Linked DNA regions of Mus musculus: all the other regions are linked to region 1. A link is a loop called in an ENCODE intact Hi-C map of the cell type or tissue named here. Cell type or tissue: heart. All regions are shown on one strand.

What was found. A loop is a pair of places that touch in the nucleus more often than their neighbours do. Peaks named below come from ENCODE experiments on the same cell type or tissue, not always from the same donor. Only the 100,000 strongest peaks of a DNase experiment are listed, where the experiment ranks them.
Region 2: a loop joins it to region 1, with 4 times the contacts of the local background. A loop is called at or near these places in 8 of 42 quality-filtered maps.
Region 3: it touches region 1 in a loop (2.2-fold over the local background); 2 of 42 quality-filtered maps call a loop at or near these places.

What each region holds. Positions count from the first base shown.
Region 1 is chr17:15,373,381-15,381,380 of GRCm38, reverse strand. It overlaps Dll1 (delta like canonical Notch ligand 1), which reads left to right and starts at 5,558. Exons shown (of 11, transcript NM_007865.3): 1 at 5,558-6,194; 2 at 6,422-6,715; 3 at 7,431-7,491; 4 at 7,687-7,944. The coding sequence starts at 6,141. In heart, CTCF peaks have their summits at 3,240 (motif pointing right), 4,271 and 7,926; DNase peaks (open chromatin) are centred at 4,400, 4,790, 5,500, 6,680 and 3 weaker places; H3K4me3 peaks cover 5,000 bases; H3K27ac peaks cover 2,866 bases; H3K27me3 peaks cover 6,566 bases.
Region 2 is chr17:15,286,509-15,294,508 of GRCm38, reverse strand. No RefSeq gene overlaps it. Among named protein-coding and RNA genes, the nearest start is that of Gm35576, 5.1 kb to the right of the region's middle. In heart, no CTCF peak of the experiment used is centred here; DNase peaks (open chromatin) are centred at 3,968 and 5,678; H3K27me3 peaks cover 250 bases.
Region 3 is chr17:15,132,843-15,140,842 of GRCm38, reverse strand. No RefSeq gene overlaps it. Among named protein-coding and RNA genes, the nearest start is that of Gm35455, 15 kb to the left of the region's middle. In heart, no CTCF peak of the experiment used is centred here; DNase peaks (open chromatin) are centred at 292, 3,132 and 5,742.

The DNA of each region.
Region 1 (8,000 bases):
TAATCTTTAAACTCTCCCGCCCAAGGCCAGAGCCTGAGCAATTAGACACTGGGGAGGAGAGAGGACAGGGAGGGGAGCGAGTAGGGGTAGCGTGGAGGCGATGTCATTCTGACATCGTTCGCACAGCCAGCTGGTCCTCGTGATACCAGGTGAGGTGAGAGCACTGTGGCCCGGGCCCAGCTGCATGGAACCAGCACGACTTCGTCTCAAAGCTTTGTGACTCAAGTCGTACCCACATCCACAGGCCCAGCGATGGCCACCTCTCTAGCACCGCCACCGTCCAGAAGCCCCCAGGGGCGCTAACTCTAGTTGAGAGTCAGAAACGTATGAGCAAACTAAACGCAACCCCTCCCCTGTTAGAGCCTTCTTCCCACAAACCCCTCACCCCATTGCTACCCATTCCAGACCAAAGGCCGCGGAAAGTTCCGAGCGAGGTGCACGCGTGACTCTCTTCGGCTGGCCACGAGCAGCTGCTAGGATAATCTGATCCTGGGACAAAGGCCCGCCCGCCCGGGCTGCAGCCGCAGGTAAACACGCGCTTTGTTATGGAAATCAGCGCAGGACAGCCCGGAGCAGACAACCCACGATTCCGAGGAAGGAGAGGCATAGGGGGAGGGGCCTCGGGTGGGGCGATCTGTCATCTGCGCGGCAGCCGCCAGCTGAGCCACGCGCCTCCCCTTTTCTCATGTAAATCAGCACATGCCTTTGCAACTTTCTGCAGCCGGCTTCCCAAGACCCACGCACCCCAGGGTGAGGTGTCCTCGGAGCGCATACAATGGCTCTGAGTTCCTATCTAGCTACCCAAAGGAAAATCACCAACTAGGTGGGTAGAAGGAGGCGGCAGCCGGTTCCATCAAAGAAGAAAGGGCTGTGATCCTACGGCATGACGGAGTTCGGACCCCGATCCACTCTGAAGTTCACGGGGCGCCATGCCGGAGTCTTTTGGGTTCATTACTCCTTTTGAGTGTACTGCCCACAGAACGCAGAGGAGGCTAGGCCTACCGGTTCCACCTGGTGGGTGTGAATCTGAGGCTCGAAGTCTCTAGTCTAATTGGAAGCCAAATGCTGATTGCATTCAAGTGTGCACATGTCTGTACAAACATTAAAGTGTGTGCGCCAGGATTATGGTTGGCATGCTTGTAATCCTAAAATTCAGGAGGTTGAGGCAGGGGTATCTTGAGCTCCAGGCCAGCCCTGGCACCACAGAGAGAATTTAAAAGGGGAGTTGTGCTGCGGACTTGGTTGATCACACCAGACAGGTGGGCCACAGGTACAGGCTTCCTTTCCACGTCAACGCAAGGACTTTTTCCCCCTAATATTTTAACTGCTTTTGATTCTAAAACTGGCTGCGGAAAATGGACAGAAGGGCTGTTGGGCAAGATGTGATACTAGAACTAATTAATACACAGGCTCCTCCTCCTCCTCCTCCTCCTCCTCCTCCTCCTCCTCTTCCTCCTCCCCTCAAGCAAGCTGGCATGTTTGATCAACACCAGATTTGCTGCTTGGAAGTTTCAGTTTTGTTGTTCCGAACAAGGATCCTAATTCTTAGGACTGAGAGAACCCTCTGTTGTGTATACAGTGTTCAGTGGGTCTGAGAAAACACAAATCCCGCTCAAGTCTCCAGATTTGTTTACACAGAAAACTGAACCTGTGCTTGGCCTAGTCTGAAAACTGTTTGGGAGTTATGCATGGATACTGCCCTGTCTGCAGCCACGGTTAACTCTGTATCTTGAGAAGTGAGCCTTTTAGGTGTGTGCATGAAGGAATTGGGTCAGGACTAGGTGACCTGTGCTGAGGATGGGCACGACTAATTCAATAAAATTGTGCCTGGGAGTTTTTATTACCACATGGACCAGTAAAATACAGAAAACAATCAGGATCAATAACAGACAGAACTCCAGATGCACTTGTTGTGGCTTTAATTCTGATTATTATGCAACCTGAGTCTGCCCTATCCACCCATTGCAATTATTCAGATTGGGGCTGGGGGGGGGGGGCATGTGGAAAAAAATCAACACTACCACCAGACAACAAATACTTCCTTCTAGTCCTGTATCTGATGTATTCGGTGTCTCCTCAGCTCTAATGAGCCACACTTTGTACAGTAAATTTGCTGAAACATCAAAAAGCATTTAAAAGAAAGTTTCCTTCTTTCTTCTAATGGTGAAGGTGAGGATTTATGGTGTGTGGGGAGGGGAAATCTGTTGGCTAGGCCAACATTCAGGCAAATCTATTTAACATACTCTGGCTTAAGCTCCCTCCTGCATTTGGGGGGTTCTGAGTGCTTAGCTGTGGGAGTATAGAGACATGCAGTTAGGGAGTGAAAAAACGCCATTTGGTTCGGAGCAGATGGCTGGCTAGGGGGCTGATGGCGTCTAAAGGCGTGTCATCCCCCTCCCGGCTCGAATCCCTAAGGGCTCCCCTTGTCTTCCCAATCAATGAAAATTAAAGTGCAAAGAAAGGATGAATAGCTGGACCTCGAGTCTGTCCTTTGTTCCTCTCAGCTACTGGTACGCAGGAGTTAAACTACAACAGGCTCCTATAGAATCACTGAAGTTAAACAGTCTCCCCGTTAGCTCTGTGTTTGAAAGAGAAGGGAATAGGAACCAACTTAGGGGTGGACGATTGAGAATGGGGAAACAGGAGGATGAGGAGGAGGAAGAAGAAGAGCAGAAGGAGTAGGAGGGAGGAAAAAAAGAGCTTTCTGCTTGATTTCCCCAATACAGAATGGTGTGGCATAAATTAAGTTGGAAAAGAATGAATGCGTTGGGCAGGATTCTGATGGATTTTACGATGCCTTTCAGAACTGCTTTGCCACTGTAATCGAGAAATCTGTGCCATGTCAATTTAACAAATACTTAATACTAAGGGGGGTTTGTTCAAGATTTGGGACAAGTCCACCCCTCTCAGGGTCTAAGCCCTTGCGCGTGAAACTTTTCATTTCCAGTTTTCTAAACAGGCATTCAAACAAGCCTGGTTTCCACTTCCATCTTCTAATTAAAAGGTTCCTGATATTTCATTTCTTCTTGTAATCTCGAAGGCACAGAGGAGTCTGCATCTGACCTTGTTTCTTTTCTTCTTTGAATCCCCTCTGCTGTAGGAACCCCCTGTCACCTGAGTCCCACTCCCAAGTCCCAACAGAGAGCAGCTTCAGAGCTCTGAGAAACAGAGTTCTCAGAAAGTAACTTTCCCAGGAAACATTAGCTAGTGAAAAAGGAATCCTAACACTAGGTGGCAAGATTAAGTTAGGATTCAAGCTAGCCCAGCCTTGTGGTGATGTAGCAAATCCCTACACAGTTTACAAAGGACAGGGACTGTTTTTGCCACGGCCATGGGGGTGTGCCTTAGGGGTGTCAGTATCTTTTGAAGCCTCCATTTGTTCTATAATAAACAGGTTTTTTAAAAAGTGGGATCTAACCCTGCCTTTCTCACCTCAGCCTTGAGTATTATACACATGGCTTTTTGGTTAACTCTTTGATTGTCTGTGAGTTGGCGATGACGACGTGAAGTGCAGAAATTCCTGTTGATTCTGAAACTTTGAAAGTGTTTGGGAGACAGGGTAGCAGTAGGCAGGCTGGGTCATCAGAAAAGGAGCTGTAATTTCAGTTGCCAGATGGCCCAACACAGATGATTCTGCCCAGTAACTGCTAGATTCTTGTTAGCAGTGTTTCTCTGGGCATGCGAAGGTTTTCCTCTCTTTCTGTGCATTATATACATCTTGCTCCAGATACTGGCCTAAATGATCAAGCTACTCTGCCAGGACAGGGCTCATTCTCACCAACAGGACAGCAACACCTACAGTGAGGACACCTGTCAGGTACACCCTAGGGGCTGTGCTACAATCAAAGGAACACTAGCTCCAAGAATCACACCTCGGGATTCTAATGAAGCTGCCTAGGTGGTGGGGGTGGAGTAAAGAGGCCCCTCTAAAGATGGGAATATACAGCTCATGGCATGCTCAACACAAAGCTAGGTGCTAAGTCAGAGACTATATCTCCATTTACTTTTCTCTGGAGCTTGTAACCAGGGGAGCCGTTTAGGTAATTCATTGTGATACGTGTGTCCTGGGCCCTCCCAATAAACTCATTTCCCTTAAAAAAAAAAAAAGAAAAAAAAGAAAACAAAAGTTCTAGTGTCTGATGGATGTGTAAAAACCTAATAAGGTGACGGTTGTGTAAAGGTTATGTGTTGGGGGGTGAGGTGGGGGGAGTCTTTCAAACATGTGCCGGACATTGTCGCAGAGGCCGCGGCGTGCGCGGAGGGGAGCTCTTTCTCTCCGCATTGTGCAGAGAGCAGGTGCTGTCTGCATTACCATACAGCTGAGCGCACAAAGAGCCACTGATTCAGCCTCGCACAATAACAGACTGCCTTAATGACAGCCACGCGAACGACACACACCAAACTCACTTTTTACCAAGCAGAGGGAGGCCTGAGGGGAATACCCAGGAGAGTGGGACCGGACACCAGTGAAGGTGGTGTTGGTTGAAAATCTCCCGGGAGAGGGTGTGTACACCGGGAAAGGGGTAAGCTTAGCTTTTGGCTCTGCTGGCTCAGGGAATACACTATCCGGACCCCAATTCCCCATTTCCAGTGATCGTGGACAACACGGAGACAGCAGCGCTCCGGGACACTGCGGTGTCTGGGGGTGTCCGGCCCGGATCGCTAGCCCATCGGCACTCTCCGAGGCTCAATCGCCAGGCTTCACCAGAGGTATAAGCGTGCCTAACCTCCCCAAACTTCCCAAACTGCCGGGGTGCTCTTGCCACCCTTTGCCCACCTCTTCAAGGGTCCCTTTCCTACCGGGCACCCCGCCCCCGCCCCCTCCGGGAGACTCCTCCTTAGAAAGAGGCTGCCAGGGAGGAGGGGCAGCAGCAGGGACGCGGGCCTCTAACCTCTCCCCGGTTCCTCAGTCCCTAGGACTGAACAAACGAGGAGAGCCTAGGCGGCTAGTGTTGGAAACGCCAAGGTCCGGAGGCCGCGTCCTGCGAGCGAGTCTAGCGGTGACCGCGAGTGGGAGGCTCAGGCCGCCCAGCGTGCCTAGGGTCTTCGGGCCTGTGGCGGTGGGGCGGTGGGCGACGCGGCCTCAGCTCCAGCTCCGGGAGCAGAGCGGTTCGTCTCCGGGAACGTTTTGCAGGAATGTAAATGAGCGGGTTTTGCGCTGGGGGAGGGAGGCGAAGGGGCGAGGGCGGAGGCAGAGAGGACTAGGGGGCGGGGAGGTGGGGGGCGGGGAGGAGGGTTGCACATTTTACAGCTCACTGACCATTTGGCGATCCATTGAGAGGAGGGTTTGGAAAAGTGGCTCCTTTGTGACAGCTCTCGCCAGATTGGGGGGCTGCTCATTTGCATCTCATTAGTTATGCGAGCGGCCGGCAGGATTTAAGGGTGGCAGGCGCCAGCCCGGGCCAGATCCTCCGGCGTGCACCCGCGGTTACCCTGTCTGACCAGGGCAGGTCACGGGAGAGCACCGGTGCGGCACGGAGCCTCCCACGCTTCGGCCTCCGGTCCTCGGTGTGTGTTCTCGCATGGCATTGGCTGAATTCTTGAGGAAGACGCGAGGCTTGGCGATAGTGCAAGAGATACCGGTCTAGAACACTCTGGGAGCGGCAGCGGCTGCCGAGTGACGCCGGGCCGGGAAACCAGGGCGCGCGCCGCAGTCCTTGCCACCACCGTTCCCACCGCGCCCCTCGGGGCCCCGGATTATCGCCTCACCGGTGGGATTTCCAGACCGCCGCTTCCTAATAGGCCTGCGAAGGAAGCCACTGCAAGCTCTCTTGGGAATTAAGCTGAACATCTGGGCTCTCTTCCCTCTGTGTCTTATCTCCTTTCTCCTCTTTCCCTCCGCGAAGAAGCTTAAGACAAAACCAGAAAGCAGGAGACACTCACCTCTCCGTGGACTGAAAGCCAGACGAAGAGGAAACCGAAAGTTGTCCTTTCTCAGTGCCTCGTAGAGCTCTTGCCGGGGACCTAGCTGAAGGCACCGCACCCTCCTGAAGCGACCTGGCCCTGATAGCACACCTGGAGCCGAGAGACGCCTTTCCGCCAGTACTCCTCGGGTCATATAGACTTTCCTGGCATCCCTGGGTCTTTGAAGAAGAAAGAAAAGAGGATACTCTAGGAGAGCAAGGGCGTCCAGCGGTACCATGGGCCGTCGGAGCGCGCTAGCCCTTGCCGTGGTCTCTGCCCTGCTGTGCCAGGTAGGGGGCCGGGCGGGGCTGCTGCGCGGTGGAGGGAGGGGAGTCGGACCAGCCGATCAGCTGTCCATCCCCAAGTGACTCCGGCAGCGACGACCCCGAGAGCTGCCCGGCAGCGGGCAGCTCCGGATGGGCGCTGAGGTGCGCTCGGCCTCTGCGTCCTAGCAAGGGCCCGCGCGCCCCCGGGTCCCTCCGCCGCCGGCGCGACCTCACGCCCCTTCCCCGCGCAGGTCTGGAGCTCCGGCGTATTTGAGCTGAAGCTGCAGGAGTTCGTCAACAAGAAGGGGCTGCTGGGGAACCGCAACTGCTGCCGCGGGGGCTCTGGCCCGCCTTGCGCCTGCAGGACCTTCTTTCGCGTATGCCTCAAGCACTACCAGGCCAGCGTGTCACCGGAGCCACCCTGCACCTACGGCAGTGCTGTCACGCCAGTGCTGGGTGTCGACTCCTTCAGCCTGCCTGATGGCGCAGGCATCGACCCCGCCTTCAGCAACCCCATCCGATTCCCCTTCGGCTTCACCTGGCCAGTGAGTGGGCACCTGCGCGCACTCGGCTGGGTCTGGAGGGGTAGGGGTGGCTGGTTGGTGGTTGGCAGTGGGAAGAAGGCAAGGGCCACTGATAAGGGTTGGGGAATCCCACAAAGACACGCCTGAGGTCTTGACTTCTTACTGGGAACTGACTGGCAGTTGAGGAGGGGGTGTGGAACCCCAGAGGCTTTTGCAAGCCCTGGGCATTTCTCACACACCTCCTACTTACCTGAAAGGTCGAATGCTTCCCTCCCCTACCCCCAAAGTTGGGAGAGTTCTTGTCCCCTAGCTCTTAGGCCTTGGTTGGGTTGCTACCAGTGCTGGGGCTGCTCTCCATCCTCGAGGTTCCACCCCCAGAAAACAAATGACAGCTGCCCTCTCCTCTTCCTGCACCCCACCTTGCTCCATCAAGTACTCTCCCCCCTTTTTAAAATACAATTTCCTGTATTAACATGTTTTTAAAAAACCAAACCCACACACGGTGTGTGTGTGGGGGGGGACACTCTTTAAAATTCTTCTAATTAAGGAAAGTGATAGGAGTTGACCTTCATTGGCACAACACAGAGATCTGAGAGCCTCTGTACTTGGTTCTCTTTAATGCCTCTCCTCCTCCTCCAGCTCCTCCTCCTCCCACTCCTAGTCTCCCAACTCCTCCTCCTCCCCTTCCTCCTCCTCCACACTTCCGGTTATCAAGCATCTTCTCCCCTTTCCCTAGGGTACCTTCTCTCTGATCATTGAAGCCCTCCATACAGACTCTCCCGATGACCTCGCAACAGGTAAGACTCCAAGCCCCTAAACTATGCATTCTCCCCATTGATACACAGTTTACCCACTCAGCCCAGGCCTCTTACCTTCACTCTGCACCTGGAGTTCAGAGAAGAAGGGTCCTTGGCTTGACAGCATCCATACCACTCTCTCGGTTCCTAGCGTCTAGGTGTTATCATTACCAACCTGAGCATCTTCTCTCTCAGAAAACCCAGAAAGACTCATCAGCCGCCTGACCACACAGAGGCACCTCACTGTGGGAGAAGAATGGTCTCAGGACCTTCACAGTAGCGGCCGCACAGACCTCCGGTACTCTTACCGGTTTGTGTGTGACGAGCACTACTACGGAGAAGGTTGCTCTGTGTTCTGCCGACCTCGGGATGACGCCTTTGGCCACTTCACCTGCGGGGACAGAGGGGAGAAGATGTGCGACCCTGGCTGGAAAGGCCAGTACTGCACTGACCGTGAGTCCTCTGGAGAATGACCCCTAAGGGTCCATTTATGGGGAAAGACACGAGGC
Region 2 (8,000 bases), 87 kb after region 1:
TGTGTTTGGGGCTGAGGCCTGGCTGGCCCCAAGGGATGCTCATAACACTCCTAATGAGGTCTGCACATCATTTACCACCCTCCGTCAGTGGGGATCTGGGAGTCCATGGTGATCAATCATTTATTTAATCAATCTGAGTTAATAAAGCAGGCAAGGGTGGGCAGGGCCAGGCTTGGCCTGGGGCTTGGTAATTAACGACAGGTGAAGATGCCTGGTGGGTGCATGGGCGCATTACCCATCACTGAGGGGAGCTTTTGTACTCAAGAGAGAGAATGTCCAGGCTGTAAGCACTGCTTTAATGAGCTGGGCTAGTGGGATGTGGCAGAAACGGCTCTCCACTCAGACTTCCAGACAAAGCCCTCACATTCTGAAGAGGTTTTCGTGTGTATTAAAGCTTTTCAAGTTCACATGTAGGTTGAGCACCATGAGAACTTGTTTCAGGGGGCCTGACCATATTCCCCTTCCCTCGTAGGCTTAGACATTGAATGGAATTTAGCTTAGGAAACATTCTCATAACCAAGCCTGATTTTGGTAACGTTTGCCTGTAAGATTCAGAAAATGGGTACACCAAGACCTCAGTGGCTTAGCTCCCTCTGAATAGCATAACTAACCCGGGCTGAGATTGGAGCCAGCTGAGTTGTAGGCACAGTGGTGGGAGTGCAGAGTTAAGAGATCAGTGAGAAGTGGAAGAGGGGAAAGTAGGAAAGCATTGAACTCTCAAAGCCTGCTGCTCCCTGAGATGTGCGCCCTCCAGCAAAGCTGCACCTTGCATGACCTCTCCACACAGCACCAAGTGTTCAAATACCTGAACCTGTGGCAGATTTTTTTTTATAAAAGCCACATCTGCACTCCTTTATTTTCTGTCTCCCCCCAAATTTCCAACAGCCTTTGTCATCTTGTACTGTCTCCAAGTGTTCCACCTTGTTGTGAACACATGCCTATCTAATGCGGCCTCTCTTGCTGCCTCAGAATCTCCTGGATATTGTAGCCTTCAGACAGCAGATAGTCTGTCCATCCCTGAAGACACGACTAAGAACCCAAACTCCCATCTGCTACTGGAGTTGCAACTGCCTTGGCTTTAGGGGCCATTTCTTATTCTTGTAAATTTTTTTTTTTGAGGAAAAGGTGCAAATATTTTTCTTCTTTTTAAAAGAGCTTCAGGCTTCTGCTCATTTCTTAACTTATAATGCACCAGCAGAGGCAAAAAATTAGAATGGTAAACTTGAAGTTCCGTTTGCTTTGAGTGATCAATTTCTGACCTCTGGCATGGAGGAACTGTCAGCATGAAAAGAGGTATCCTTCAATCAGAGCAGCGGCCTTTTCGGGACTAAGTGGACACAACTGTATATTTTCTTACCCCCCCCCCCCCAACTACACACTCTCCACGGTTTCCAAACAGCACCAATCAAATTTAAAGATAAAAGCAATTCTACAATAATACAATTTTCGTTTGTGTAAATCACGTCATGTAGGAGACAAGCTGACGTCTCCACTTCCGGAGCTACCCAGTGCTCAATCCACACCATTTTCATTGGTGGTTCAGGTGGTTTGGGATAGGAAGGCCTGAACAGGTGGTGAATTCCTGGGGCTGTTGCCGCCACAGTGCCCCACCCTGCACTTTGCCTCGTCCCCATCCCCACCCTGCCTACTACGGCTCTGGCTTCAAGGCATGCTGCAGATTACGGAGATGACATCATGGAACATTCTGGAGGTCTCCAAGGCCTTTCCAGGGTAGGTACAGATGCTCTGCTGTATTTATTACAGACTGGACGTTGTATCCCCACAGCTGCTGCCCTGCTGCCCTCGCCACATTCTGGCTTTCCTATACTGGGAGAGGATTCCTCCTGGCTCGCAGCCATGAGTCTGTGCTGAGTGAGTCTCACACTAGCTTGTGGAGAGTGAGCTCATCTACATACAATGGCTTCCAATGAATGAGGCCAGCTACATTGGCTCCTGGTGAGCTTCCATCTACACTGGCTTATGACAGTTCACCTGCATTAGTCCAAAAAGTGTGAACTTTTGCCTGTAGTGGCTGAAGATGGCTTTCTGTTTACCCTGGGAAGAGAACATCACAGCTGTCCAGTTGGTTGCAAAGTGGTTGCCCAGATCCTATCCCTAAACCCTGTATCTCTTCCGGGGTTAATCTGACCCTGCAGCTTGGAGGTCAGCCCAAGGTGACTGTTCTGTGGGTTGATCACTGGTTCTTTGATTCTCATGCTACTGTGCAGGGGATCCTTTCAATCACTCTAGTAAATAGGCTTTTGGTCCCTGGTACTGGCTCTGAATTTATAGGGCAAAATTCAGCGTGAGTGTAACTGGGCCTTGGGTTTTAGGAAAAGCTGTGGGATGCAGGTATAGGTGCCATTGTGTGCCATAGGGAAAGGGGCCAAGACAGAAGAGTGGGTCTCTAGAGGGATTGGTAGAAGGTCAAGTAGGTAGAGGACACAAAGTGCTAAGAGATCAAAAGGAAAAGGTTCAGATGGAAGTGAGGCTGTGAGGAGGTTGATGGCTTGCAGAGGGGAAACACATGGGCTTTTACTGCCCTGGGCTTTGCGTCCACTGACAACAGATACAGCGATACAGCAAGAGGGATTCAGGAAGGTCAGCCCTGAGGGCAGGATTTCTAAGCTAGCAACTCCGGAGAGATAGAGGCTTGCTGAGCTATTTGAGCCAGACTAAGGTCAAGGGTGAATACAAGGCCTCAATGAAGGGGAGCCTGGAGGCCTGGAACCTCAGCAAGGTCAGGGAATAGACAGAGCAGACAATTGGTCCAGTGCCTAGACAATCCAGGATGACATACTTGCCCTGGGCTCGATATCCTTCTAGATGCCTGAGCTCTGGAGAACATGGAGCAGGCATTGTGGGTTTAGGGGGGAGAGGTGTGTGTGGGGGGAGGGGCAGGTGAGTCAGACCCAGGCAAAGTACCCTTCGACTGCTTTTCTCCTTTAAATCAAGAGAGCAAGCTTATGCTCTCCTGAGTCCCTACATTAAATTGAAGATGTTGCTGGTAACACCAGGGCCACAACCAGAGGCTTCAGCTGGGATCTGGGATTTACTCTGGGGTTTGACTGACCCAAGAAGAAAGCAGCTTACATACGTATAGTAGAGAGGGAGAGGCTGCAGCTCTCTCAAAATTCTAGGCCATTCAGTTGGTCTGACAGAATTCTCTATGAGCCCAACAAGGTCTCCCTCGCAGGAGATGCAGATGTGAGGCCTGGTTCTGTGACTTGGAGAAACATTTTTTTTCATCTCTGCTGTAGGGTGCTTGGAGACTCCATCCAAGTTCTAGAAAAATTTGTTTGTTTGTTTGTTTATAGAGGCAGGGTCTCTGGTTGACCTGGAACTCACATGGAGACCAGATTTGCCTTGAACTCCCAGAGATTCACCTGCATTTGTATTTAACTATTGGGATTAAATGTGTGTACCACTATACATGACCTGGGGATGTATTTTTTTATATCTAGGCTTCCTAGCTTAGACAGGGTGCAGGCAATGAAGTTTGGAGCCTGGCCTGGGAGAATGACTCCCGGACCACTGGTGACATACAGTTCTCGGTCCTTCAGGATTTTCCTTTCTCGTCCTTGAACTGTTTTGTTTTGTTTTGTTTTATTTTGTTTTGTTTTGAGACAGGGTCTGTCTATGTAGTTAGGGAACTCTCTATGTGGAATTCAAAGAGATCCCCTCCCTCTGTATCCTGAGTGCTGGGATTAAAGTTGTGAACCTGGGTTAGCCTGAATGTTTTTTCATGTCCAACTTTTCCAAGTCACTTTCGAATCTTAAAACAAAATTTAAATACAACAAAACATAGATTCCCTAAAAGTCAGGGAGAGGCTGCAGTGTCAGCATTGTGAACCTGTGGCTTGGTGTCAGCTGAGCTGGCTGGGCATGTGGGCTTGGCCTCCATTCCCAAGAGGGTCCAGGGCTGAATTCTGTTTATGGAGTCTCAGCTCTTTTCATCTTGAGGAAGCACTTTGTTGCCTCACTCCAAAATAGCTTCTGCAGGAACAGGCTGTATTTTTAGGACACAGGAAAGGCTTGGGACAGACCCTGTAAGTCTCTTAGGGCCAGCTGGTTTCCTATTGCTTCTCAGAAGCAGGCCTCGCATCCTCATAGAAGAGAGAAGACCACTGCCTATAATGAGAGGTGGTACAAGGCTCTGGGACACTCCTGGAGCCTGGTCATTTGCTCGACGGTAATTACGCTGGGTCACATTGTTGTTCCTAGCTTGTGGTCTTGGGTACAACAATCTTATCTGACAAAACTGGAAAAGAGTTGAGTGATGCTCAGGAGAACTTTAAAAGGAGCTTGTTCTAGAAACAAAGGTGGCATGAAAGCATGCCAGAGTCAGAGATCTAGATCTAGGCAGAGTAAGATGTGGACCAGCTATCAGGTAGGGCCATTTTTGACCTAGTCCAAGTCTGGGGTCCTTATGACAGGTGCCAACTGAGAGACAAAAGGATGGCAGGAGGGCCATAGGTCATCCTAAATTTCTAGCAATACAGATCTAATTTTCAACAATGGCCCATCTTTTACTACATTTAGGAGTGACATGTTTTGTTTTGTTTGTTTTTGACCAGCAAGGGGGACGTTTACTGAGACCTCAGGAGAAAGTTTTCTTTATAGACAGGAAGGGAAAGAGCCTAACGCACCATGTCAGGCTCCAGCAAACAAAAGCCTCTCGGCCAAAAGACTTCCTGTCACCAACCTCAGAGGCTCCTGTCGCCTATGATCTTTCCAACCAGCAAAGGCTGAGAGGAGGGCTTGTGACAGAAGCATCCTTCTGCCCTGCTGATTTCTACAGAAGAGGCTTTCAGGGACCTGGACCTAGATCTAAAGGGAAGCAAGACTACCATGCTTACAAAAGCACTCGGCTGGAACTCAGGCATCTGCGTTGTTGTGACAATGAGTGGCCGTGAGGCTGTGGTTGTGAATGCTTCCTGTCTACAGACAGAAAGCCAGGTTCTCCAGTGCGTGAGGCTCTCTGACCTATGCCATATCCAGCTCTTCCTGGTGTTCTTGGGCCCGGGCAGCCGAGGATGAAGACTCCTGCCTGTAGTTCTGATACACCCCCAAGTGATTTGGACGAAGCAATCTTGTATACAGTAGACTGGAATCACTGAACTCAATAATGTATCTCTTTGCAATGATGACCTAGGGCAGGGGCCAGGAAGTGTTTGTGAACATATCCGCATCCACTTAACTATGAGACTTTACACCCTGTCCAAGGCCAGTGAGATGAGGCCCGCCTGCACGCACAGCTGTGTCCCACATGGTGGCATGTGTTCCTGACTTACTAGGCATGATTTTGGGGTAAGGCATTGTGTGGAAGAGGACAGTTGTGGCTCCCTTGACGGGAGCTCTGCATGGGTCTACCTGGCATCAGAATTGCTGAACCTGGAACTTCTCAAGGGACCCTGTTGGGAACAGAGGTGATCTGTCTCCCAGTCAGCATAGATATTGGTAGCTGGGGAGATCTTACTTCGTACAGAATCCAGGGACAGGTCAATTTCCTGCTGGTTGCTTCTTTCCTCTAGTGCTTCCTGAGTGGCCAGTTTCTAGGCTCATCTTCGTAGCCCCCAGAGAGGCTAGTCCAGTCTGAGTACAATGGACCAATGGTGTCAGTCCTGTGTCTCCTGATCTTGGCCCCTTCACCTACTTTCCACACCCTCAACTTCCTTGTCTTCCCAAGAGGCCTGATATCAGATCCCCATGGTATCGGTGGGAGTAATATGAAAACAGAAACTAGCTCTGGCCAACGCTGGAGTGTAGTACCCCTGGGCAGGGCCCCTTAAAGCTGACGAAAAGCACGTCAACCATTCCTCCACGTAGCTTCTGCGATCTGTGGTTGCTACCAGAGGAAAGATATTATTGCGTATTGTAGCTGAATTTGCTCCGGGTACCCTGATGCACTATACCACACAATCGCATACTCTGGTACTTTATTTCCCATGGATTCGCTTGCTTATCTGTTATGCATCTTAACTATTTTCTCAGACAATGGACAAGTGCACCGGCCATCCATCCCGTGAGGCTGCTGTGTATTATGTTGCACCAAGGCTGGGGTCCCAGGTAACTTGGAGACATTAATTATCACTCCACAAAATGTGGGCATTAAGGAGGATTTGGCCTCATCTTTGTCAAGAACGAACAGCTGTGCAGGTGGTCTGATTGCCTCCAGGTCCTGCCCCTAGCTCCCTCGGTGTCTCATTTTTAATTTTTTAAAAAGTGAAATCTCTGTTTTCTTCCGTAAGACTGACTTTGTATTTGGCCTTCTCCATCTTCTTTATGGAGAGGAAATTTTACAAAGGTTCAAAGCCAGGATGGGATTAGGGTCTTGGCTCAGAGGAAGAGAAATTGGATAGGTCCACACATCTTTGCTTGCCTTTCCCACTCCTAATATTGGCAGGACATTGGCCTACACACGCACACGCACACGCACACACACCCCTAGAGGTAGATAACTGGTTTTCAGACCCTACTGAGTTTTGACATACCACTCAGTGCAAATGGCTGCATGACACACTTGGGGTCCCCTAGGTGAGATCAAATTTAAAGGGTGGCTATGTCCATTGGAGGTAAAAATATTCTGAGTGTCATGTCCATCTGATGTCAAGGTGTTTTGAGGCCCCTGTCTAGCTGAGATGAGGGTGTTCTAAGCATCATAGCCAGTGTTTCATAGTTGTGTCTAGTTGACATGGAGGCATTCTGAGGGTCATGACCCTCTAAGACAAGGGCATTGTGGGGGCTCCGTGCTATTGAGACAAGAGTGCTTTGTAGTTGTGTCCTCTGGAGATGAGGGTCTTATATTGTGTTCATATCTAGTGGAGCCACCCTGCTTGTGGGGAAGCTGCTCTGTATAAACTAAGTTCTGTTTCTCCGTCATGATCAGAGCCCCACGGTTCCCATCTCAGGCAACCCCAAGAGGACCTGGCACTTGAACTGGTACTGCAACGTCACAGTCTCAGTATAAACTCACAGAGCCTCTGTATAGTCTGCTTTTCTACCAGCCTTGGGTGCTTTCTCTCTTTGAGAAGTTCCGTTCTGACTTATAACATCCACACCTGGAAGCCTCACTTTTGCACAGACTGGCCCAAGCATCATGGCTTCTGAGCCACATAGCTGACCAAGACTGCAGCTCATTCTACAGCTTCAATCCCAGAACATCATTCTGCAGACCCAAAGCCATTTTCTTTATCTAGAGTAGGTTTTGAAGCCCATGCCTAGGGGGTAGGCCTCACTGGGAGAGTTATCATCGTGCCCTGGGAGCTGGCCTGACCCAGCCTCCCCAAAGCCTAGGCCTCTTCCTTTCTGAGGCTTAGCTTATATCTATGACCTGCTTAACATCTCAAAGGTAGAGGTTTTCAGTGTTTCTAATTTTTTTTTCTGTCACAGCAAATAGTTTCACTGAACATAAGGTCTGAAGAGATGGACCCATGGTTAGGAGTGCACACTAGTCTTGCAAGGGAAGAGTTTGGTTTCCAGCACTCATGCCAGGCAGATCACAACGACATATAACTCCAGACCCAGAGATGCTGCCACCTCCACTAACATCCTTGGAGCACCTGAGCAGAGAGCAGGCCACTGTCTTTGTTTTGGGGGCCTAGGGAAGGGGTTCAACTTCGTGAGCTATGTGGGAGAACAAGGGCAAAGAATGTCTCATGTTGTGTTCATATTCATGTCTCATGCTTCCAGCCACACCAATCTAAGCTCTGATGGGTGGTCAGTGAGGGTGCTCAGCCCTCTGGAGACACACCTGCAAGGGTCATGCAGATGGTAGCAGCAGAGGCTGAGGCTCTGGAAGCTGCAGGAAGCCAAGGGTTTCTAAGGGAAGCAGAGCATCTCAGAGACAGCCCTGGGTCCACAGAAAAGGCCCCTGTGACCAGGTTTTTGATGACTGTTCCGATGCATCATGGGATAAAAAAGCAAAGTCTACTACAGAGCCTGAGGTGTTGGCGCTGCACTGGAGGCTCTGGCAGTGGGTGGGTGGGACTCAGAGGTTA
Region 3 (8,000 bases), 240 kb after region 1:
GAAGACATTTCTCTAGAAGAGTAATTTTGTTTTTATTTATTTTAGAAAAGTTCTGTCCCTCTTTCTAAGCCAGAAACAACATACAAGAGATGCAGAGGTGACATTCTGAAAGGAGGGGCCACGTAATGAAAGCCACACAACCTCAGGCTCCTCTAGCCATACTGTGTCCTAAATCCCTGGGAATAAAACTGGGAAGTGTTTCTTCTCAATCCAGATAGCCACACACTGTACAGATCCGCCCCAGCATTCTGAGCATTCCTGAGTCCTGCCCCAAACAGTTGAGCCTGCCAGCCTGGCCACCTCATCAGCGTTCTTCCTGCCTGTTATCCCCATCAAAGACGTAGGGCAAGCTGGGCCAAGCACCTCATGAACTCTTCCTGCATGGATTTCTTTTTTTTTTTTTTTTTTTTTTTTTTTTTTTTTTTTTTTTGGTTTTTCAAGACAGGGTTTCTCTGTGTAGCCTGGCTGTCCTGGAACTCACTTTGTAGACCAGGCTGGCCTTGAACTCAGAAATCCGCCTGCCTCTGCCTCCCACGTGCTGGGATTAAAGGCGTGTGCCACCACGTTTGGCGTATTTATTTTCTTATTGCTTTTTTTTTTTCCTAATAAGTAATTAGGAAAGGACACTTTCAAGTGAGAATTATGGTCATGCTTTAATTTTTTAAATAGGTAAAGGAAGTCAGGGCTGGACCTGGGGCTCAGTGTTGGAGTGCTTGAGTTACATGTTCAGTGCCCTTGATTTAGTCCCAGTCCTGCCAAAAGTTAGGACAAGCGATAGATGCTCTAAGCCTGTAGTAACCACAGTTGGTGTACTGGTGGCCATCAATGTATTCATCTTGCATACAGCTTGACTCTGAGAAGACTCCAGGACTGCTATTTCCTACAAGTCCTTTTAAAAGACACTAATCCTTTGTGGATGAAGTCACATGACCCAATCTCCTCCCCCAGAAACCCACATCTCAACTCCATTGTGTTTGAGGATTAGGTTTCACATGGATTCTGAAAGGGCACACATCTTTCAAACCATAGACTTATATTCTCTATTTTGGATGTACTTGAAGTTGTCCTAACACAATGTTGAAGACATAGAGGAAGCCTGGGGGAAGTGTTCTGAAGCCGCAAGGCCCTTAGGAGATCCTAGGCCCCTTTAAGAAATCTGGAAGTCAGGCCGTCTTGATGTGAAGTTTAAAGGCATGTCCTTTGGAGTCAGAAAAAAATACAAGTACATGCTCATTGTTATCACCTTTGTTCAAAATTAGTGAGAAACCCAGCCAGTTTAAAATTCAAAAAGACAGCTATGGAATGTTTGCTGTCATGTGTGGTTCCTTGCTTTTAAGGTTTACATATGTGAATATGTGTGGGTGTGGTTGGGGTGTGGTGTACTGACTACACAACTACAAAGAGAACCATGTGAAGGAGGAAAGAGGTGTTGAGGAAGGGGGATGGATGCTGTAACACCCGACTTGAAGTCAGGGAAAGAGGGTGCTGAGGTGGAGGGAGCAGGGGGATGGGCGATGGGGGAGAAGAGGAAAGGAGAATCACAAACAAATTTTGTTTGAAAATGCCATACTGAGGCCTAATGTGCTTTATATGAATGTTTCTAAACAAGTGTGAAAATCCTGAATAATCACAAAAAAACTGCTGGGAAAGTTGTTAGAAATGTTTCGAGCATTGTCAGCTGTTCACTGCAAGGCTGACACAGAAAAGAAAACTTTGTGTCTAAGGGCGGCAGTGGTTAGAAATGTAAGTTTTAAAAGGTTTCCTCTGTGTGCTGGGTCTGGTGGTATAAGACTGTAACACCAGCTAAACTTGGGAGACTGTGGTCGAAAGATTCAAGTTCAAGGCCTGTGTAGAAAACTAAAAGATACTGTCTCAAAAATATCAAAAGGCCAAAAAATGTGGGGTGGAGTCCTAGGACTGCAGCTCAGAGGTTCAGTTCTTGGCTTACCTGACACCTGTAGGCCTTCAGTTCAATTCCTAGTGTGGGATTGGGCTTGGGCTGGGAAGAAAAGTCATACGGAAACACACTATTAACTATCTAAAACAAAAACCTATAGTACTCATAATTTTGTGTATAGGTATACATATATGGTTTACTTGAAATTATCTCATTTAAGGTGATGAGATGCTCCAACCGAGAACCAAAGACCATTTAACAAAACCCCCCAAATTAGACTTGAAAAGACCTTATTTGAGCATAGGTCATGTGTTATCCAAGAGATTCTCAAAACATTACGGGTTATTGCTATTGCCCTTGGTTAGTCTCCTCAGAGGTAGAAGGTAAGTTCCCCATTTTTGGAAGGACAGAATGGGACTCTATGTCTATGAAATGTCTGTGAAAGCAAACCTTAGCATTGTGACGATAGCCTCTTTAAATTGCTCTGTGGACTATGAAGTTCTTATCCAAGTTCCAACAGGCTTTCTCATAAAAATTAGAAAAATGGTCCTCCAGCTTGTGTGGAAAAATGAAATGACAAACATGTTTAATATCCTGAAGGTAAGGTTGACTGCATAATGACCAAGGACTACAAATGTCCTTTACACCAGGGCAAAGGGACAAGGACAGGTGCAGCCAGTGCTCAGTGCTCTGCAGCTCCATGGGTGAGGTGTCCCTGTCACCACCTGTCCCCCGTATATTAGCCACAGAGCGGTCCAGTCCCTGAGTAAGAAAGGCCTTAGAATTGAGGGCATACGGCAAATTCTGAATTCTGCTAGAAGCCACTCTAACCTGTGAGGGATGCTAAAGGAACCAGAGGACTGGGCTCCTGCAGCCAGACAGCTGAAACTTAATGGCTGCAACTTCCCGCTGTTCAGAGAAGAAAACCATCTTAGTGTGAACTGGTCAACCAGTGGTCACCATAGAGAAAGCAAGCTTCGAGCCACAGTCCTGAGTCCTAGCTCTGCAGCAGCCCCTCTCACAATCCCCACAATTCAAGCAACCACCACCACCCCGTGCTCACTGTGGCTTTGCAGGTGCAGGGGCTTGTGCACCCTCAGTGCCAGCCAGGAGCTTCCAGGCCTGACCCCCTCCCTTCCTGGTGCTGGCATAGTGTCAGCTCCCCGCTGTTTCCTGCCTCCCTCCTGTTAGGAAACCAGTCTCACCCAAAGGCAGTGACCTCACTCTGCCCCGGCACCACCATCGCCTTGGCAGAGAACCCTCTCCTTTGACATTGTCTTTATCGCAGCAGGCAGAGGGGGAGGGACCCTCAATTCCCTTCCTTCCCCACTCCCCACCCTGTCCTCCCAGTCACCAGCCAGAATGTAGATGGCAGCAATCACTCTGACTCATTCTCTTGGTCCCCACCCCCTAGCCTCTACTCCTATGCCCACACCAGGACCAACAACCGCAGTACTCAATTTCCCTTGAAAAAAAAAAGGAACCTCAGCAAACTCCAATCCTGATACAAGTGACCTGCCTTTCCTACGCTTCAATACAGCCTTGTTGCCCATACCCTATGTGTTCACACACACACACACACACACACACACACACACACACACACACACACACTGTGGCCTCCATTCAGACTTGTTCATCAGGACATCTAAACATGTCAGTATCACAGAGGTCACAGAGGAAACACATGGAAAACAATGTCTTCTTTAGTGTGTGTGTGTGTGTGTGTGTGTGTGTGTGTGTGTGTGTGTGTGTGATGTGTGATGCACCTGCATATGTGAGTAAGTGTATGTAGAGTACACATATATGTGTGTAGCTTGTCTGTGTGATGTGATTACACAAGATTTCATGTATGTCTTTGTATGCAGGTAAATGCACTATACCCATGTCTCTGTATGCTTATGTCTATGTGCATGCCTGTATGGATGTAAGCCTGCATGTGCAAGCGACATATTTCTTCTAAGCACTGAGTAGTAGCCATTTTCTCCTTGGCAGTAGGACTCATTACAAGTCCTGGGGGCACGGCGGGGCTCCTTGGGAAGGCAGACATGCTCCAAGGATGAAGCCTAAGGAAAGTTGCACATTGCCTGGACAAGCTGGGCTGTGAACTGTACGTTCAGGTCTCAGGCTTACCTTGGGCAATGGCTGGGTCACTGTTGCATGTGATGAAGGGCCTGGCAGCCATTTAGACTTTGAGGGTAGCCTGGAAGATTTTTTTTTTCTCCAAGATGTCAACTAAGATATATCTCCCATCTACTAAAACAGCATTGTCTGTCTAGAATCAAGGATACCAGTGGCCAAGCAAGCTCTTCCCACTTACCTATAACTAACAGAGCACCTTTGTGGGCCCTAGGACCTTCTCCTCTGCCAGCTTCCTGTCTGTGGGACAGCTAGCTCACTGGCTCCAGCCTGGACTTGGGCAGCTTCCCAGAGTGTGTCTTCCTAACCCTGGGTGTGCAATAGGAAGATTGCTTAGAACTAGGGATTAGCAGCTCTGCACCTTCCCAGGAGCCATCACAGATGGTGGCTTGTCAATAGACCTTTTCTGTAGACATCTTTCACAGGGCCACCTTCCTTCGGAATGGAGGAATGCTGAGGACCCAATGGGTGGCCCTATTCCCTGGGCCAGAGAACAGATTTCCCAGAGTCCCTGACTTTCTCACAGGCCCATCTGCTCTACCGTTTCCATCTAGAAACACTCTCAACACTCAGACCAACTCCGACCTGCCTTCTTTGTGGGCCCAGTGAATTAACCATATGGAAGGACTGGGTACAACCCACACTCAGTCATGTAGGACCAAAAGATACTGGATGCAGAAATGGCTGACCAGTGGATGTCCTCACTCAGAGCTGGGGTGGGGAGGTGCTTTCATGGGTCCACATGTCCACATGGCAGACCTAGATCCTGGAGGACGCTCTAACCAATCCTCACTGTTCAGTCAGACACACAGTTTCCCCCGTGAAGCCTCTTATCTGCTCATTAAAACACAGGCAACTCGCAGAGACCTTGCTTTGTAAAGCATATGCCTGCTGTTCTGACCCCACCGAATCCAACAGCAGAGGTCCCATCCCAGCGGAAGGCACAGTGCAAGTTCTTGGTGTTTATTTTGTTTCCTTTTGCGATAGGGTCTTAACGTGTTGCCCAAGCTGATGTCAAACTCTTGAGTTCAAACCATCCCCTTGCCTCAGCTTCTGGAGTACCTGGGGGCATGGTCACCTGACAGAGGCCTAATATTTGCTCTTCTGTAGTTAGCTCTTCTTTCCTTTCTCCCTTTTTCCCTCCGTCCCTCCCTTCCTTCCTTTCTTTTTCTGAATGAGGCAAATATAAATTATCAATGTCTTATATGTTCATTGCTAACAAGCCCTGCTAGATGTTTCTGGCCCCTTAGGTTCTACAATCCATAAGCGCTGGCTTCTCATTCGCTACTCCTGGCCACTTCCCTTGCGAACGAAGCTGTTCCCTGACTGCACCTGGACACTACCCAGGAAAGTGTCCAGCACACAGAACGGGCCCAAAGGTGAGCCAGGAGTGGCTGAGTGTGCACTCGGGGTCTTGGCTTCCTGTTTAGGTCTTTTATTCCCTGGGTTGAGAAATAACCACTTTCCCACCAAAATTCCTGCAGACCCCTGTGTCATGAGACATTCAGGCCATGGCTGCTGAGGGCCTTCCTTCCCCTGCAGCATTCTTCATACTTTTTTTTCCCATTGGATAGTTTCTCAGGTTTCTCCCTGCCCAGCACAGGATGACCAGAAGTAGCCCCAAGTGAGGCGGATCACATCAAAGAGTATTTGTCTTGGTTTGCGGCCTGTTTGGGTCCACACCAAGATAAACTGCACTTTTGCCTGAGCTGATAACAAACAGCTGCATCTCAGTTACTTCTGCTGAGGGATACAGCGTGTTCAGATCTGGGCTTGTCTGCCTGCTCTGAATCAGCACATCATTGACTGGGGCTCGATCCCAGAACAACTGTGTCGCTGGACAAGGTGTCACAAACACTGTGTCACAGCATTGATGGGTGGTTTTCATGTCAGGTGCTCAGCATGAATTGGGCAGGCTTTCTGCCTCCCATACTGTGTGCCAGGCCCTACTACTGTGAAACCCATTATACAGATAAGAACAATGAGGCATTGAGAGTTCACGTTGCATGCTCACATCTGAGGCTGGAAAGGGCAGAGCCTGGAGCCTGGAACTCAAACATGATCTAACCCCTCAGAAAGCCTGTTACAGTGAAGTCTGTGACTAGGACTCCAGGTTCCCCAAATCCACACTCCGCCATCACTGATGTGTGCCACCCAACACTTGCCATGCTCCTGTAACATGGCTGGCTTCTATCAGTGCAGTCTGGATCAGGGTCAGCTCCCCTGGTCCTCTATAGCATGCAGACAACCCAAGTAACACATTGAAACTTTCCTCACAGAGGGAAAGTGTTGTGGGGGAGACAGCATTGACGGGAAGTGACAATGGAAAGAGCGTCACTCTGCCCTTTGAAAGAAATTGAAGATAAACCCCGCCAACATGTGCAAGCCGCTGTGAGTCAAAGCCACTGGCCAAAGCCATCTCAGACACAGAAAGCCAAGCTCAGAATAGTGTGACCTAGAGTTCATGTTAAAGAATTTTATATAAAATTTACATATATCTTGATTCCAAATAGTCAAGATTCAAGAAGCCACGCCTTTTCTTCTTTCATGCATAAACGAGCCTGGCCTGGAAGGAGCAGAGAGCGCCCATAAAACCTCTGTATCTCATACCTGAGACCGTGTATCCAACTGTTCCTAACCATCTCTGACGTGGCATTACTTGTTTATAGTCTCTGTTGCTGCACAATGCTTTGCCACAGATGACTCATGAAGTTAATATCACCTGTATCCCTTCTGTTATGAGCAGTGTCCAGATGAGGACATTCTGTCTTGCAAGAAGGTCCTTAAGCAGGAAGGCAAACAACTCAGAATAGCTTCAGGAAGTCCATGAAACTGACTAGATTCATTATGCTCCTCCCTGCCAGAATCCATAATAAAACTTGACAGTTCCTCTCAGACAGAGGGAAGGCAAATTGCAAAGAAGATTTTCAGACCTGACCAGTTTCCTGGAAGGAGCAAAAACCAGGTGAGCTGCCTGGAAGAGGTTTAGACCAAGTGAGACAACCTGAAAAGGATGCCCTCCAACTTGTTGAGCTGCCTTCAGGCTTTGTAGTATGCTCCAGATCCCCAGCTTTGTGAGCTGTCACCTATAGTGGGGTGGGTTTCAATGATGCAGCTGTCGTTGAGTCATTTCTGCTCCTGTAAGTAACCTCTCATTCATATTCCTATAAGTGACCCCAATAGAACTCATTGGATCATCCCCCTGGTAATGGGCAAAAAGACACCTTGGTGGTGGTGGTGGTGGTGGTGGTGTTCTTACACAAGTCAAGGGCAGAGCAGATGGTGGTTCCTTGTTCTTCCTAACTTGATGCCCGGCAACACAGTGGAGCTGACCCTCATGGTGAAGGCATGGGTGATCCAGTTCTGATGGTGTGAGAGCAGGAGAGCTGACCCTGCATCCTGCCAATGGCCAGCATTTGGTCGCTTAGCCAGAGCAGTGCTGGAGATCTTGCCCTGGTGGTGCAGATAAGGGAGAGCTTGTGGGCTGACCCGCTCAGCTACCACCCAGGCCCAGATCCAAGGCTCTAAGTTGGCCCACCCCAAAATCTACATTTGAACTATTGGGGCGCAAGGGACCTTTCTGCTGATCCAAAGCTGCAGGATCTCCGTGACACAGGGCAACAACAGGACAGCCAGGAGGAGTCTCAGTGAGGATCTACTATTGATGGTGTCACAGAATCCAGAGATCTTGAACCAAATGAAACATCTGAAAGTGAAGATGTGTGGACAGAGGGATATACTGTGGGGCACACGGAGACACACTACAGCTTCCACAAGGAGATGTTTCCTATGCTTTGTTTCTTGTTTATTTTGTTTACTTGTGTGTGTGTGTGTGTTTATTTTGGGGGGATGGTTTACAAGGGTGAAGGATAGATATGAGAAGACAGGGAGATGAGAGGGACTGGGGAGAATGGTGTGAAACTCACCAAGAATCAATAAAAAAATAACCTCATTGGTTCACAAA